Regions from separate parts of the Homo sapiens genome. Here region 2 is linked to region 1. Evidence: read pairs that join two places in POLR2A ChIA-PET (ENCODE). Cell type or tissue: OCI-LY7. All regions are shown on one strand.

What was found. Peaks named below come from ENCODE experiments on the same cell type or tissue, not always from the same donor. Only the 100,000 strongest peaks of a DNase experiment are listed, where the experiment ranks them.
Region 2: POLR2A ChIA-PET joins it to region 1 with 8 read pairs; 2 of 35 experiments call an interaction of 5 or more read pairs at or near these places.

The regions. Positions count from the first base shown.
Region 1 is chr6:72,627,213-72,631,212 of GRCh38, forward strand. All of the region lies in intron 1 of KCNQ5 (potassium voltage-gated channel subfamily Q member 5), which reads left to right. It overlaps KCNQ5-IT1 (KCNQ5 intronic transcript 1), which reads left to right and starts at 3,283. Exons shown (of 4, transcript NR_120503.1): 1 at 3,283-3,379. In OCI-LY7, no CTCF peak of the experiment used is centred here; no DNase peak of the experiment used is centred here.
Region 2 is chr6:72,928,517-72,932,516 of GRCh38, forward strand. The region is part of intron 1 of KCNQ5 (potassium voltage-gated channel subfamily Q member 5); the gene reads left to right. LOC124901340 (a long non-coding RNA gene) reads left to right here. Exons shown (of 2, transcript XR_007059642.1): 2 at 1-2,811. Among named protein-coding and RNA genes, the nearest start is that of MIR4282, 37 kb to the right of the region's middle. In OCI-LY7, no CTCF peak of the experiment used is centred here; no DNase peak of the experiment used is centred here.

The DNA.
Region 1 (4,000 bases):
GCTTTGAAAGCCTCTGTCAGTTTTGTGGTAATTAAAGCAATAAGTAGAAAAAATGAGATAGTCCAAAGAATATATAGAGTGAGTGAGGGCATAGTGGAGGCTAGAGACTGGGGAACACCAACACCAAGCAGTGGATGAAAAAGTAAGAGCCAATGGAAGAACCTGGGAAAAGCTTTACAGCAACCCAAAGGCCGAGGGAAAGCCTGGGAGATCTTATTTTCATGAAAGCAAAGGAAGATGCATACGGAAAAAAGGTTATGGCCAGCAGTTTCCAATGCTGCAGAAAGGACTAGAAAAGTTAGGTAAGATTTCATTGGATTTCTTATGAAGGAGGCCACTGGTGGCCTTTGCTGCTGCAGCTTCAGTGGAGTGCTAAGAGTCATAAATATGATTCAAGTGGACTGAGGAGTGGTTAAGACTTGGGAAAATGGACCCAGTAGTGTAGGTTAGACTCCAGATTCCTTGGAAGAGTTCACACAAGACCCTCAGGGCATAGACTACTATATAGCTACTCCCCTCTAATATGCACTCTAAGCCCCACCCTTACTGCACTGCTCCACCCTGTGTCTCACCACCATGTGTTTGCTCATGCTGTTCTCTTGGCTTCTCCCCACATCTTGCACCCTTGCTATTAAACTCCTAATGTTTCTTCAAAGTACAGTTCAAAGATCACTTCCTCTTGGGCATATTTCCAAACAGTTCCCTTCCCTCTGCCAGGATGAGTTAGGTGCCCCTTCTTTCAGGTTCCATGGCACTCTACCAATGTCATTATAATGGTGCTTCCCCCATTGTACTGTCATCGTGGGCTACTTGGTCTGTCTCTCCCACATGACAGCAAGCTTCCATACAGTGAAATTTCTACTTATTTCTAAATATTAAGTGCCTAACAAGGTGCCTTGTGTCTAGTAGACCCTCCATAAATGCATGCTTAACTGAGTAAGTAAATAATTTTTCTTATAAGCCTTCCACAGAGGAGCTTCAGGGTGAGCCGAAGCTGAAAGAACTACCAAGTCTTTTCAGTTTTCTTAGACGTAAGATACTGACGATTCATTTAAAAGAAAAAAGATATGGGACTAGAAGTAGGAGATTAGTGCTTTGCTTGTAGCTTTGCCACTAATTAATTCTGTAAGTCATTTCACACATCTGGGTCTCCAAATCTTCATCTGTGATATGGGCACAATCGTGTCTGTGATCCGAGATGGTGGAGGATACTGTAGAGAGTCTAAAATGCTATCATTAAAGAGAAAGAGTATTTGGAATAAGAAGCAATCTGATCCTTTTATCATTTCCTTTCCTCTTCTCTGAGCTTGAGGGTTGCCTCTTAACTAGTTGCTTTAACTTAATTCCTAAATCCCCAAGGTCTCTGTGCTACATAGTAGCCAAAGTTATCTTTCTTTCTTTCTTTTTGTTAGTTTGAGATGGAGCCTCACTCCGTTGCCCAGGCTGGAGTGCAGTGGTGTGATCTCAGCTCACTCCAACCTCAGCTTCCCAAGTTCAAGCGATTTTGCTGCCTCAGCCTCCTGAGTAGCTGGGATTACAGACGTGCGCCACCATACCTGGCTAATTGTTTTTGTATTTTTAGTAGAGATGGGGTTTCGCTATGTTGGCCAGGCTGGTCTCATTCTCCTGACCTCAAGTGGTCTGCCCACCTCAGCCTCCCAAAGTGCTGGGATTACAGGCATGAGCCACCACACCTGGCCCAAAGTGATCTTCCTAAAGACTTAACAGAACACATCACTCCTCCTCTGCTTGGAGGAGGATCTGTTTATTGCTTGTCTCTCCCCTCAACCCCAATTCTTTAAAGGCAGGGGTTTCTGTCTTATTATTATATCACCAGCACCCAGAACACTGCCTGTCACATAAAAGATGCTCCATGCATACATACTGATTCATTTACTGACACCCCAGATCTCCAAAATACACTATTAGTTCCCTTGTGGCAGATGGAATTTTACTCTGTTGGCCATTCTATGTGTCAGACTCAATTAGACCTAATGAATTACTTTACTACCTACATATATATTCTATTCTGAATTAAGTTTATGTCTGTAGAGACTGATGTTTACATATTCTTTTTGCTCCTGCATTCCTTTAAAAAATCACTGATTTCTCTTAAGTCTACAGAGGCCTTGTAGAAGTTATACTGCTTTATACTGTGCTGATATATAAAATGTTTCATACTCTTCTAATCAGTCTTTAGAAATCTAAACAATGCTATTGTACTTGAAGACCATATTACAATTAGAAATGTTGAAAAGTGTTACAATATTAGTACTGGGAATATGATAGCCTAAAAGGAAAGAAATGAAAAGGGTATTTCAAAATGAAACGAAGGACTGATACAAAAAAACACTATAAACAAGAAAGATAGCCAGCAGCCTTCTGAAAATTGCTTGCAAAGAAGTAGCGCCAGTTTTAATTTTTAATTGCAAATGGCTATTTTGGCAGATGAAAATGCCAGCAGAGCATGTTTTATCCTAGCCCAATGGTGTGAAACTACTTGAAGCCCAATTGTTGAACAGTCACAGCTCATAGTTATCTTTAATATGTATGTGTTTTCATTTTAATTTCCTTTTTCTTCAGCCATTTATGAGTGCGTTATTTGAAGTTTTATTTGGTTGCAACCTGGGAGAAAGATTGGCCACACATCTGCACTTTTTTTCATAATTAAAGAAATTCTTTGATGGTCTCAGAGTTTCAGGTGATCTTTTAATCCTTTGCAATCAGTGTGTCTGAAGAGTGAGCTTCCCAAATGTTATTAAAGTCATCAATTTCTAAACTTAAAAATAGCTTGAAGTTTTTCATCATATACATTTGTGTATTGTGCATATATATTTCATACTCATACAAATACACATGCAACATAAGCACATACATACTGTTATCTTTTAGCAGAGAATTTGTGTTAGTGTAAATATTTCTATTTCCCTTTGTTTTGATCCTCTAAAAGTAAAAAACACTTGAATAAAATGCAATTTAGAAATAAAAAGAACATTAAATTTACTCTTGATAATATAGAGCTTATCTCTTAATTTGAAAGATAATTAAATTTTTACATGATGAAGAGATATACACCTTTTACAAACTCAGTCATAGTGGTCATTGTTCTCATTTATTGTACCTGTGAGGTAATTCTAGAATCCCTATTCCTTCTTCAGTCAGTGGCTGGATAATCTAATTATAATGTTATAATCCATCATTTCTCTTTTTGAACAGTCAATTTAGTTTAACATTTGCTTAACAGCCATTATGTATGCCAGGTAATGTGCTAGATGCTGGTGGTTCAAAGAAAGGAACGATGTGGACCTGACCTCAAAGAAATCCATTGGAGAATATGACAGATTTAGATTTAATGATCAACTTTACTTTTCCTATACAGGTACCAGTTTCTTAATCTATAAAATATCAGTACCAGTTTCTTAATCTATAAAATAGAAATAAAATATTACTTCAAGGTGTTATATGTATAGTATATGTGTACATAATGTTTAATATATACATATTAACAGTTAGCATGGTGGCTCTCGCTGAAACTAGAGGGAAAAATAGAGACAATGTGCTGGAAGGCTGTATTTATATGATAAAGGTCTAGGATTTTATCCTATATGTGATGGGCAATCTTTGAGGAAGATAGGATTTAGGCAAATAATAATGTCATTGGATTTCCATTTTAGATTGGTGATTCTACTAGCTCTATCAGTGATGGCTTGAGGGAGACAAAACTGGAGGTAGAGGATAAATTTTAAAACTGTTGTTCCAACTTAAGCAAGAGATAATTAGGACTTAGACTGGGGCAGTGGTAGGAAGGATGGGGGAAAGGTGTGACAATAGAGTTGAAATGTATTAGTGAATGATTGAATGTGGAAGATTAAGAGATACAGATTTGTTATTTCCAGATTATTGGATTGGGTGCTTGGGTAAATAGTGGTGCTATTAACTGAAATCAATAGAGGTGGAACAACAGGTTGGCGAATTGCAGGGGTGATAAAATGAGTTTAGC
Region 2 (4,000 bases), 300 kb after region 1:
TAAAGAAAATTCACTTAAATTACTTTTAGTATGGGAGATTGTAAGCAGAAGGCCCCATAGATTTTGGATCTGTGGTAGCATGGGAAATTTTCTTTTCTTTCTTTAAATAAGCCTTATTTTAGAAAAACAAATCTCTAGCTAGCTAGCTACATAGATAGATAGAAGTAGACAGAGATATAGATATAGGTATGGAGTAGACTCTAATATGTCTCTATGTATATCTATGAGGAAAAGTAATTCTTAGTCTAATTCCTATGGAAATTAGACATTAGAATAAATGCTAATATACCTAGCACAGTTCTCTACTCTGCAGGTGCCCATAAGCTCTTTATTTTTTATTCATTAATTCTTCACTCAACCACCCAGGATTTATTAAACATTCTGTGCCAGGCACTCTGCTGGGTGTTAGAGATATAAAGATAAGTAAGACTTGGTCCCTGTATTTAAAGACTCACAAAGCATCCTAAGGCTAGCTCCAATTCCTTAAGTCATGCGTATAGAAGTATAGAGAGATCACTATGATTATATAATTAATCAGTCCTATAAACCATATTTTAAAATCCTAACCTCATAAATGCTGACCCATAACAGAGGTTCCTCATAACTAGCTGTAAAACCATAAACCAGTCCTTTAATTTCTCAATGCATTAAGAAGTTTGATTTGTAAAATGTGGTACTGAAACTAAGATCCCTTTTATATTTGTAGGATTGATCTGAAAGTGACTACTGATTGAATGCCATGTTGATGTGGATGAAGAGAGGAGTTGAAAGCTTGTCAGTTAACCAACAGAAAAAAATTAAAGTTCGGTGGAATAAGACCAAATGGACAATGAACTGCCCACTCCCTAAACCTCCCACAGGCACATAAAGTGACTGCCAAAAAGTGCACTCTCAGTTGTCTGGGCACATGGAAATATCTGGCACAGTCTCTTATCCATTAAAATCCTAAATATATTAATTAAGAACCTTGTCTTTGGAATTGCAGAACCAACTTCATGTGTTTCATGTGGCTTTAAACTGCAAAATTGTCAATTTATAAGCTTGCAGTTGTGCCAATGGAATACATAAAGTACATAAAGTACAATGGAGTATATAAAGTACAATGTACATAAAGTACATAAAGTACAATGGAGTACATAAAGTACTCTAGTTTGAACCAGAAGTTTTATTAAACTATTGGATAGAAGAAAATGGTCCAAGATAAGAACATGCAAAATCCAGAACATGAAAAATGCTCATTTTACCCAGGATAATTTAAAACGTATACAATTTGTTAGATATAATTGTTGATGAAATTAATAAAGAATATCAAAAAGCCCATTAGGTAGATATTTGTTAATATTAAACACAGTCTTATGACAGGAAATATCAAGAACAAGGACTGCATTTTATTCATTTTTTGTTTAGATGAAACTTACATAATTTAACTTTTCTTTATTCCATAACTGTCAGGAAGCTTAGTGTAAGATTTGATGCTCATTCCTAGTAACTGGTAACTATTTGTGCTCTCCTCCTTTTCTTACATTTGATGTTATTGTTTAGTGTTTGTCCCACTTTATGAATGACCATTTTTTAAGCTTTCTTAAGTCATCTTTGCAGAGGTCATATTTAATAAAAAAAAAAGTCTGCCTTTGTCTCATCATAGAGCTGAACAGTGTTCCTTATGTGGAGTAGGAGCTTAACACATATTTGCCACATTGTTAATTCATTGTGAAGGATTTCATAAATAAACCTAGAGAAAAAGATATCCACTAACGTATTAAATATTTTTTAAAAGCAAGTTCATCTGAAAGGAGCAACTATGTCTTATTATCTTAAAACTTCAAAGGAAGTTTTTCTTTAAATGTAAAACATACCTCTTAATTCCAGAAAGACTGATCCTTCATTTGGCTTTTGTGCATTTTAGCCAGTCTTGGCTTTCTAAATCATGTTGAAAACAAACAGACCATTTGTGCCATGTTTGCTGTTAACTAAGTAATAAACCAAGAGGATTTAGCTAATTTTTTGAGGTCATTAACATGATGAAGTTAATCACCTGAGTTAAGACATATGGACATTTTACCAAAAAAAAAAAAAAAAAAAACCGCTCAAATGGTCCTTGAAATAAGGTTAAATAGATCTAATTTATGTTAAACTTTAATTAACCATATGCACTACTGCGTGATAATGTGCATGCATATGTTGCTTACATTAATTGCTTTCATAAGTTAATTACTGCAACACACTTTGGCTTCTGTTCATTTAAAACTTAACAAATGTTCGCACCAGCTGTGGAAGTGATTGAAGGCAATAAATGAACGAGTAAACCATTGGTTTACTTGTTTAAATTAAATCTGCTATCTCAAGCTGTCCTGTGTCTTAATACATTAGAAAAGACACTTGGGAATCAATGATCATGTAATTCCTATTTTAATCACTGTTAGTCATACTTAAAGTAATAGGGACATTGAACTTTTACGTTTGTTGGCTGACCTCTGCTTTCTATAGTTTACTGGGCCATCATTGACTATGGTTTACTTTTATTACAGCAGAATTGAGCTACAGTTTCATATAATTAGATATTTGTCTGGTCCTTGTATAAAAGCATACAGACTCTGTCATGCCTGATGTCTTTTATTGCCCACTTTAACTGGATACTAAAGTTTGTGTTTAAAGAGATGATTTATATAGACAAAGAACTTCTTCTAAAAAATAATAGAATTCTATTTTATTGAAACTAAAGTTTACTTTTTTATTACATCATTTGTCTCTCTGAATCTGTAGCATGTTGGCCAATATAGTATGATAATAAATTACTACTAGAATACCTCATATGAAAACTTATATTTTTCTTGACTATTAATTTGAATCACTTTTTTAAGAATCAAATTTCAGGATATCTGGTTAATGATGGTGGGTTGAACACATACATTAGCCTCTGAGCCCCTTCTGAAACCACATCAAAATGAATATAAAGAGGTCTTTTAAAGATCCTAAATCACTAGGACACAAGAAATAAAAGAGAACACAAACAACCCTGGAAAGCATATGGACAAGTGGTAACTGACTTAGCAGAACCTAGAAAGTTAAATCCTAAGTCAGCAGGTGGGAAAGCCAAGAAACCTGATTTATATTGCAGACCAAAAGGCGAGGAACTAGTGGCTCCAGGCACCTCTGGAAGTGGAAGCGAAGTGAGGCTAAAACAAAAGCCTTCTTGTAAATTTCCTTAAGAGGCATTTAGACACCCAGGGCCCCTTCCCAACTCTGCATGCGAGGTAATTGCCTCACACTTTGCCTCACACTTTGGCAAAAATTGGAGGACGATTCTCTGGAAGGCCTGCCAGAGAGAGCTTCCAGATTGTAGTCCCCAAAGGCTAGAGTTGAGGGAGGAATACTGGACTGAAAACAGGCAGGTAAAATGAAAGTTAATACATTACAGGTAAGCTCTCCCTCACTTGACTCCCAAAAACCCACCAGGCACTGGAAGAGCCTTCTCTCAGGAATCTGCAGCCCAAGAATAAACACCTGACTGCATAGAAATAAGGGCAGAGGGGATGTGGGGAGTTCCTCATGAAAAGACCCAGCCAGATTGCCCTAAAGCCCATCTAGCTAACAGAGCTTCCAATTAGCATCTACTCTTCTCAGTAGCTGGCTTATCTGAGGATGGAGTTTACAAGGTCTTAATAATAGAAACATTGAATATGAATTATAAATCTGTCGGGTGAGTGAGAGCTGGGACATGGAAAATATGTGTGTTTGTGTGTGTGTGCGTGTGTGCGTGTGTGTGTGCATGTGTGTGATGAGCGTGGCAGGGAAATAAGGAGAAAGGGAGCTACATCCTCATCTTCCTAATAGGAAGACAATAGATGAGGCCTAAGCCTGAATAACTGAGAAGCAGCAAATAGGCATCTTATTTAGATTTTCTTTTTTAAATCAGTTAGACCTGAAAGCAGTTGACTTGGGAGCAGGAAACTATGTGCCTCTCTCAATGATATGCATGTATCACTTTGACAAAAATAAA